Linked DNA regions of Homo sapiens: region 2 is linked to region 1. The links are chromatin contacts, found by Hi-C or POLR2A ChIA-PET in ENCODE. All regions are on one chromosome and are shown on one strand. The core of a region is the stretch at or near the end of the contact, and the rest is flanking DNA. Distances in the headings are between cores, read along the strand shown. Region 1 overlaps PEX14 (peroxisomal biogenesis factor 14). Region 2 overlaps PEX14 (peroxisomal biogenesis factor 14).

What was found. A loop is a pair of places that touch in the nucleus more often than their neighbours do. ChIA-PET counts read pairs that join two places held with the same protein, here RNA polymerase II (POLR2A). Pooled maps may share reads with other maps.
Region 2: a map of cardiac septum shows a loop between it and region 1 (1.8-fold over the local background). The contact joins two enhancer-like sites. A Hi-C loop is called at or near these places in 7 of 168 maps with a recorded cell type or tissue (Caco-2, cardiac septum, heart right ventricle and 4 more) and 1 of 50 pooled maps. POLR2A ChIA-PET finds 5 or more read pairs at or near these places in 8 of 52 experiments (A673, CD4-positive, alpha-beta T cell, HEK293T and 5 more).

The regions. Positions count from the first base shown.
Region 1 is chr1:10,553,413-10,557,792 of GRCh38, forward strand. All of the region lies in intron 3 of PEX14 (peroxisomal biogenesis factor 14), which reads left to right. Among named protein-coding and RNA genes, the nearest start is that of PEX14, 81 kb to the left of the region's middle. RefSeq lists an enhancer at 2,544-3,205. Within about 2 kb of position 2,364, at least 4 of the 41 ENCODE cell types and tissues checked have a DNase peak (open chromatin) inside an H3K27ac peak, as active enhancers do.
Region 2 is chr1:10,598,231-10,601,973 of GRCh38, forward strand. PEX14 (peroxisomal biogenesis factor 14) reads left to right here. Exons shown (of 9, transcript NM_004565.3): 4 at 1,008-1,136. Among named protein-coding and RNA genes, the nearest start is that of PEX14, 130 kb to the left of the region's middle. Within about 2 kb of position 1,446, at least 6 of the 41 ENCODE cell types and tissues checked have a DNase peak (open chromatin) inside an H3K27ac peak, as active enhancers do.

The sequences.
Region 1 (4,380 bases), core at 1,114-3,613:
AGAGGCGGATGCCCCACAGTCAGGCAGTGGCGCTGGCTTCTGCCTTTCAAAGTCGCTTCTACAGGGTGACCGTTAAGCTTGTTCTTTGACACCGACATTGTTAAGTGGTTTCACTGAAATTTGAGACTCTCTGAAGAAAGGGAAGATGGCATTTATGAAGCAAGTGTTATTTTATCTGGAAATGATTTCTCAGGGGTAAGCCTGTCACTCTGCCTCTGGTAAAGTCTGCTTCTCCCTCCAAGAAGAGAAGGTCCCACTGATTTGGGTCATGGTCAGAGTGGGCCGCTACTCCCACCTTCCACTGAAAACTCAGCTTCCAGAAAGCTCCTCTTCACTCCTTTGTCATCTGTTTCCTCATCTGCTCTTCCCTGAGTTTGTCCTTCTCTGTTATATCTGCATGTGTTTCCACTGATCTGCTTGTGACAGTCAACCTGTTTGCTGATCTGGCCTCGGCAATTTTCAGGGCTTCCCTGCACACCTGTGACATGACGGTTAGTTCCCTGACCTTGCATGCACCTCGGTTTTCTGGTAGCAGATGGTCTTTGTGGTACCTTTACTCTTACAAATCAGTGGAGTCAGAAGTTTACAAAATGTGGGCCGGGCGCGGTGGCTCACGCCTGTAATCCCAGCCCTTTGGGAGGCCGAGGTGGGCGGATCATGAGGTCAGGAGATCGAGACCATCCTGGCTAACATGGTGAAACCCCGTCTCTACTAAAAATACAAAAAAAAAAAAAAAAAAAAATTAGCCGGGCATGGTGGTGGGCACCTGCAGTCCCAGCTACTTGGGAGGCTGAGGCAGGAGGATGGCGTGAACCTGGGAGGCGGAGCTTGTAGTGAGCCGAGATCGCACCACTGCACTCCAGCCTGGGTGACAGAGCGAGACTCCGTCTCAAAAAAAAAAAAAAAAGAGAAGTTTACAAAATGTGTGGAGCTGAGGCAGAAAGCCTAAAGGGCAGACTCCAAAAGGGCAGACTCCAAAATGATCAGGACATTAACTGACTTGCTGGGAGATCCCAGAGCACACGCAGAGTCATTGAACTCCATGATACTCATTCCAGGTCACCTTGAAGAGGCAGGGAGAAGGGCATTTTCGCTTCTTGAAGCTTCTGCTCCTCTGCCGGTTCAGCCTGATCTTAGAGCTCTCTTGGCATTGCAGCTGCAGTCAGGTTTTCCTTTTAAATGACTGCAGCCTTCAGATGCCCACACAGTGCAGTCCAGATCTCATGCCTGGGGCTGAAGGTGGACCTGGTTTGGCGGTAAATTATGATCCACAGCTTTGAAAGCATATAGGCTGTATGCTTTTTTTTCTTTTTTTTTTAAAGACAGAGCCTCACACTGTCACCCAGGCTGGAATACAGTGGCGCGATCTTGGCTCACTGCAACCTCCATCTCCTGGGGCTCAAGTGATCTTCCCATCTCAGCCTCCTGAGTAGCTGGGATTACTGATGCGTACCACCATACACCCAGCTAATTTTTGTAGTTTTAGTAGAGATGGGGTTTTGCCATGTTTCCCAGGCTGGCTGTACACCTTTTAAAAATAAAGCCTATCTGAAAGCAAGTTGCTTCTCTAGAGGCATCTTCCTCAGTCTGCTTTTGTCCAGCCTTCCCGTGGAAAGCAGCCTTCTTCTTGATCTGGGGCTGCAGTAAATCACATGCTGGCCATCGCGGGAACACATCCCATCCCTTCCCAAAACCACCTGCAGGACTGACCCTACCCCCCAATAACACACCAACCTGCTGTGTTTTTTACTGACCATTCCTGTCCGGGATAGTCACTGTAGCAGTCTACTTTGGTGGGCTTTTACCTCTCCTATCTGCTTTTTTTTTAATTTACAAATTTTAAATTAAAAAAATTTAAATGAAAGGTTTGGACATTGAGTATTGTTACCCACTCACTTCTGGTGACTCTTCAGACACTCACTCGAAGAGCCTTCCTTCTTCCCTACATACAGAGTCGGGGGGAGAGATGGGGAAAATGACGGAGGAAAACATGCTAAAAATGATTTTCAATGTAAAATAAGGGAGGGAAAAACGAATGTTTGAGGAAACCCAAAAAAAGCACCTCTCATTACAGTAATTAAACCGCAGCGTTTAACCTATCAGAATGTGCTGCATATGTGAGAGACAAGCCAGGGAGCTCTGTGTTTGAAATTAGAGCTCTAATCCTCAGGGAAGAGAATAGTTAAATAATTTGTTTTTGAGGTGTGAGAGCAGAGCCGGCAAGGTGTGAGTGTGTGTGTGTGTGTGTGTGTGTGCATGCACCCGTGAGGGTGAGGGGCCGCAGTGCCTGTGTTTACCAAGAATATCCTGGAGGTAGATATTTATCAGCACCTGTGTGCTGTCAAGAAGCACACAAGCTGCTGTTGCCCGTTCATTAGGTTTTCAGAAGAGTCCGGGCCTCACCTGTGGCCGGGCGTTGCATCATAACAGCAGAACTTGCTTCATTCTGGCCCTCTGGGACACACAGGAATAGATTTGAGAGACAGGATGAGACATACAGAGAAAGACACAAGCATTAGGGGAGGAAGAAAGCCGAATGATCCTGGAGCATGTCCTTGGCGCAGGCACTGCTGGACAAAGCAGTCCATCTCGGTGGGCTGGCACTGCGGAGCCAGCGTGGACATTCCACCGAGCACGAGGCGAAAGGGGCAGCCCAGAGGCCTGCCACTGAAACCGCCTTCTGCAGGCACCGTCTGCCAGTGCTCAGCGCTGTTAGCAGGGCTCCTCCTCTGCTGGGATGAGGGGTTGGGATGACAGGGGTTCACAGTGTCCTGCCTGCCCCTTCAGCAGCATAACCTTTGTCTTTCTGGACTCCTGGCTGGAGCTGGTGATACTGTGAACATGCTGCCTCTCTGGAAGCTGCTCCATGTCTCCCTATATCCCCAGAGCATGGCAGCTGTGATCAGAATTCCACAGGGTGGGGCTGATGAGGATCCATGCACATCCGTCCCTGTACCCCTCATTAGGGACTTGGGTTGGGGGGTGCCTATCTGCACGTGTTCTTTTTCCTCTCACGCACTTTGTCGGTCTCTGTGCAGGGTTTCTATTATACTAATAAGGAGCACTGGGGACGCTGGCGACAGTGTGATAATCGTCCCCTTGGAGGGCCAGAGGCAGTCGGTGTGCGCTGACCTCATCCTGGGGGAGTGCTGATGAAACTCTGGCTTGGCCTTACTGCCTGAGCACTGCGCCTGATGTGGAGGGTTAGGGGGCAGGGTTGCCGGGCTGTTTCTTCTACGGCTTCATTGTTACCAGCCATGCTTGTCTTTGGGGCATTTCATCAAAACTTCTTTAGTTTTGCTTAAGAACTTTAAAGAGCTGATGAGCCTAATGGAAACTTTTCAGTAATAACTCAGTACAGGAACACACTTCACAAATACCAGCTAATTAATCCTCAGAGCACCCTGGGGACAGGGGAGAGTATGGTAATGGCACTGGTGATTTTTATCCCCATTTTATAGACTGAGAGACTGAGGCACCTGGAAGAATCTGTGACTTGGGCCAGAGGGAGGGCACAAATCTGGAAGCTGAGGTTAGAGTGCTTTGCCTTTTGGCCTCTCTTGGGACTGTTGAGTCTTACCTTAAAGTCATTTGAGTAAGTCATTAAGTAAAGCCAGTCACCTTAGATTTTGCCTCTTCTCTCATCTTTCTTTTTTTTTTCCCTGCTTGATACTAGGTCTTGGATGTAACTGGTATCCATCAATACAGATCTCTAGCATCAATTTTAGTAACTGCCTTGTGTTCTGCTGAAAATATATGCCATAATTTATTGTAACCCAGTCCCCTTGATTATCTTCATTTTACACAATTATAGCAACTCTTCTTTAAGTATCCTTGGGAAATAGGTATTACTTTTGTGATTACCTTTGTGGGGTAAAAACCTCAGAGTTAGGCTGGGTGCAATGGCTCACGCCTGTAATCCCAGCACTTTGGGAGGCCGAGGTGGGCGGATCACTTGAGGTCAGGAGTTTGAGACCAGCCTGGCCAACATGGTGAAACCTCGTCTCTACTAAAAATACAAAAAATAGCCAGCTGTGGTGGCGGGCGCCTGTAATCCCAGCTGCTCGGGAGGCTGAGGCAGAAGAATTGCTTGAACCCTGGAGGTGGAGTTTGCAGTGACCTGAGATCGTGCCACTGCACTTCAGGCTGGGCAACAGAGTGAGACTCTGTCTCAAAAACAAAAAGCAAAAAACCTCAGAGCTGCTAATCCTAGGTTAAAGAAAATGGACTTGTTTTCATTTTAATGTACATTGCTAACCTGTGCTTTAAAAAGGTGATTTCAGCTTACAGCCTCAACACCAGTTGGCCAGTGCCCCGAGCACAAGTCTCAAACTTCCACATTGTCAAGTTCACAGTTTCTTCCTTTGTCTAAGCATGGAA
Region 2 (3,743 bases), core at 196-2,695, 44 kb after region 1:
CTCTCAGCAGCTGGAGTGCCTTTGTACACACAGCTACTTCCTGAGCTGGCCCCGTGTGACCGCTCCTTTCATACTTGAGCGCCACATTTCATTCTGTTCTTTGGGTTGGATGGGGCTCTCTTCCTCCTCCCAAGAGTCAGTGTCCCAAATTGGCTCAGACCCGGTGGAAATATCCCAGCTGTGTCCCCACTGGAAATGCGGCCTTCATGGGTTTTCATTTGCCTTTTATTCTTCTGTGGGCAAATCCTCTCCACATGGCATAGCCACTGCAGATGGCGCCCTGCCACTTCCTGATGTCCCATGTATGGTGTGGTTTAGAGTGTCGGGAGGATTTCAAGAAGGGAAAAGAAAAACTAGCCAAAGGCGATACAGGCAGCGTGTGATAGGCTAGAATAATAATCATCTGAAAGTTTGGGCCTGGCCTTGTTTTGATCTGTTTTCTTGTTTTATTTTCTTCTTTACATTCTATATCCCATTCATACTAATCACAGTCAGTCCTGATTTTTCTTTTTATTTCTGCATTTGTCATAAAATAAAGCAAATTATTCCCGTCTTCAGAAACGATCTAGACTAATTAGTCGTCTCACCCAATAATTAGTTTTTTGTTTCCCTGTCTGTTTTCGTGCATTATTGTTAGTTTTTTCCCCTCTTTTTTTTTTAACACCATTACAGATTAAAATGAGCCACATTTGCAGTTGATGGTATCTGTTTTCGGGGGAAGAATGGAGAATTGCAGTACCGAGCGACTTCAAAAGCAGCAATAAACTCAAGGATAAATTAAGGAAATTGAATGAGCCACATTTGGAAGCAGTGTTGAGGCTAATATTCTGTCGCTTAAGGTTAAATTGCAACTGAGAGAGGTTCCGGAGAATCTGAAATCGGGGAGGCAACTTACTAGGATGCGAGGCATTCTGTGGCTGTAAAGGTCTTTGCTCAGTGAAGATTCTGTTGCAGCTATGGACACTGACAAAAGGTACTCACCTGCAATGATGTCCTCTTCTCCCCAGGGCTGACAGATGAAGAGATTGATATGGCCTTCCAGCAGTCGGGCACTGCTGCCGATGAGCCTTCGTCCTTGGGCCCAGCCACACAGGTGGTTCCTGTCCAGCCCCCTCACCTCATATCTCAGCCATACAGTAAGTCACCCGCTCAAACTCCTGCTTAACCTTGATTGGGATTCAGGACTCTGGCCAAAGGGCAGTGTTCTGTATCTCCCAGACTTAGCAAACCAGGAGAAACTGGGAGCAGCAGAAAGCTCTTGGGTTTTTCCCAAGGAATGTGACACACCCCAGTCTTCTAGACAAACTTTTTAAAGTATGTGACAAAGGTTTAAGAAGAGACAAGGGATCAGAATAAATGATTTTATTGTTGTTTCAGGTATTTTGGTTACATGCAGAAAACCTGTACAACTATTTATTGATTCTGTTCCCATCTCCTCATACCAGTGCTTTTGAATGTTACTGTTTCACTAAAAACAGCGTGACCATCTGACTCATGGGTGCATTCTTGTTTGCTCACTGCAATAACCTGTCTCCCACTTCTATTTTTTTAAGTTAATATTTGTAAGTTTAGGTCAGCCTCCATTTCCCTCCCTCCCTTGTCCTGGCTATACTTTGTACGTTTATGTAGTAGCGGTCTGTTAGGGAATTTCAGGTTAAAACATGAAGTTCCTTTTTGAATGTTTCTTTTAATTATACGAGATCATGACCCATGAGGGGTCTTTCGTTGTCTTAAATGAAAGCTACTATAGGAATAAAGTTTCTTCAAACAAGTTATAAATGCATACCTCCAAAATGCAGCCAGAAGCCCTCCTTGAAATCACTTATAAAAAGTTTAAAAAGGCTAAAATTGACTACAAAGTTATGGAAAATAGCTCCATTTTGTTTCTTTAATGAAACTCAGCATTGGGCCGGGCACGTTGGCTCACGCCTCTAATCCCTGCACTTTGGGAGGCTGAGGCGGGTGGATCACCTGAGGTCAGGAGTTCGAGACCAGCCCGGCCAACATGATGAAACCCTGTCTCTACTAAAAATACAAAAAATTAGCCAGATGTGGTGGCAGGCGCCTGTAATCCCTGCTACTCAGGAGGCTGAGGAAGGAGAATTGCTTGAACCCGGGAGGTGGAGGTTGCAGTGAGCCGAGATCGTGCCACTGCACTCCAGACTGGGCAACAAGAGCGAAACTCTGCCTCAAAAAAACAAACAGGCAGGGTGCAGTGGCTCACATCTGTAATCCCAACACTTTGAGAGGCCAAGGCAGGCGGATCACTTGAGGTCAGGAGTTCGAGACCAGCCTGGCCAACGTGGTGAAACCGTGTCTCTACTAAAAATACAAAAAATTAGCCGGGCGTGGTGGCACACGCCTGTAATCCCAGCTCCTTAGGGGGCTGAGGCAGGAGAATCACTTAAACCCAGGAGGTGGAAGTTGCAGTGAGCCGAGATCACGCCGCTGCACTCCAGCCTAGGTGACAGAGTGAGACTCTGTCTCAAAAAAAATAAAATAAAATAAAGAAACTCAATACTGGATCTGTGATCTCTCAAAATGCCTTTTCTATAATTGTTATTCTCAGAAGTTTTATTTTTGCAAAAAATGATTTAAAACTGTTAGATATCAGATTTTAAGGCCGGGCGCAGTGGCTCCCGCCTGTAATCCCAGCACTTTGGGAGGCCGAGGCGGGTGGATCATGAGGTCAGGAGTTCGAGACCACCCTGGGCAACAAGAGCAAAACTCCATCTCAAAAAAACAGACAGGCCGGGCGCGGTGGCTCACGCCTGTAATCCCAGCACTTTGGGAGGCCAAGGCGGGCGGATCACTTGAGGTCAGGAGTTGGAGACCAGCCTGGCCAATGTGGCAAAACCCTGTCTCTAATAAAAATACAAAAATTAGCTGGGCATGGTGGCGGGTGCTTGTAATCCCAGCTACTCAGGAGGCTGAGGCAGGAGAATCGCTTGAACCGAGGAGGTGGAGGTTGCAATGAGCTGAGATCATGCCATTGCACTCCAGCTTGGGTGACAAGAGCAAGACTCTGTCTCAAAAAAAAAAAAAAAAAAAAAAGTGTTAGATATCAGATTTTAAAAGGCATATTTTAAAATGACAGATTCGTTTTGATCCCCCAGCACCTGGTCTGAAGCTGCCTTCTTTCCCTCACCTCAGCACTGTTTTCATCCAGCTCAGCTGCAGCTAGGCAGGTGTGATCTTGGCAGTAGAGCCAAAAAGGCCTTCTCTTCTCCGGACTTGCTGAAGGGCCAGCCAGTGGGTTGGAATCTGCTGTCTGTGTTACGGATCTTATTTAGAGATCTCCTCCTTTGGCTGTCCACAGAAGGCTGAATGGGGGAGGCCAGGGAGTGTGTGCTCAAGTGTGTCAATCTGTCAGTGCCTTGCATGGGTGACCCACTGCAGGTTGCAGAGCTTCAGTGGTGAGCCTTGTCCTGTATTTGGGCTACTGGGTTAGCACCTGTGACTTGTCAGCTTGGGGCTCCTTTCTCCTTCCTGGCCAGCATTTTTTCCAATCCATTGTAGTTGCTTTGGGTCCTAAGCTGACTTTATGTGCTTCTTTTTAACCAAAGGCTGAGTCTCCACACTTTTTCTTTAGTTGTGTCCCTGGGCCCAGCCGTGTAATGGGATTTGTTGAGGATAGGCAGCGGCAGCTGGGGTGCAGAATTTTCTAAGATGCACATCTGTTCTGTTCCAGCTGTTTCCTCCAGTGGCTTAATACCGAACAGGTCTCTCGGCTACTTGGAAAC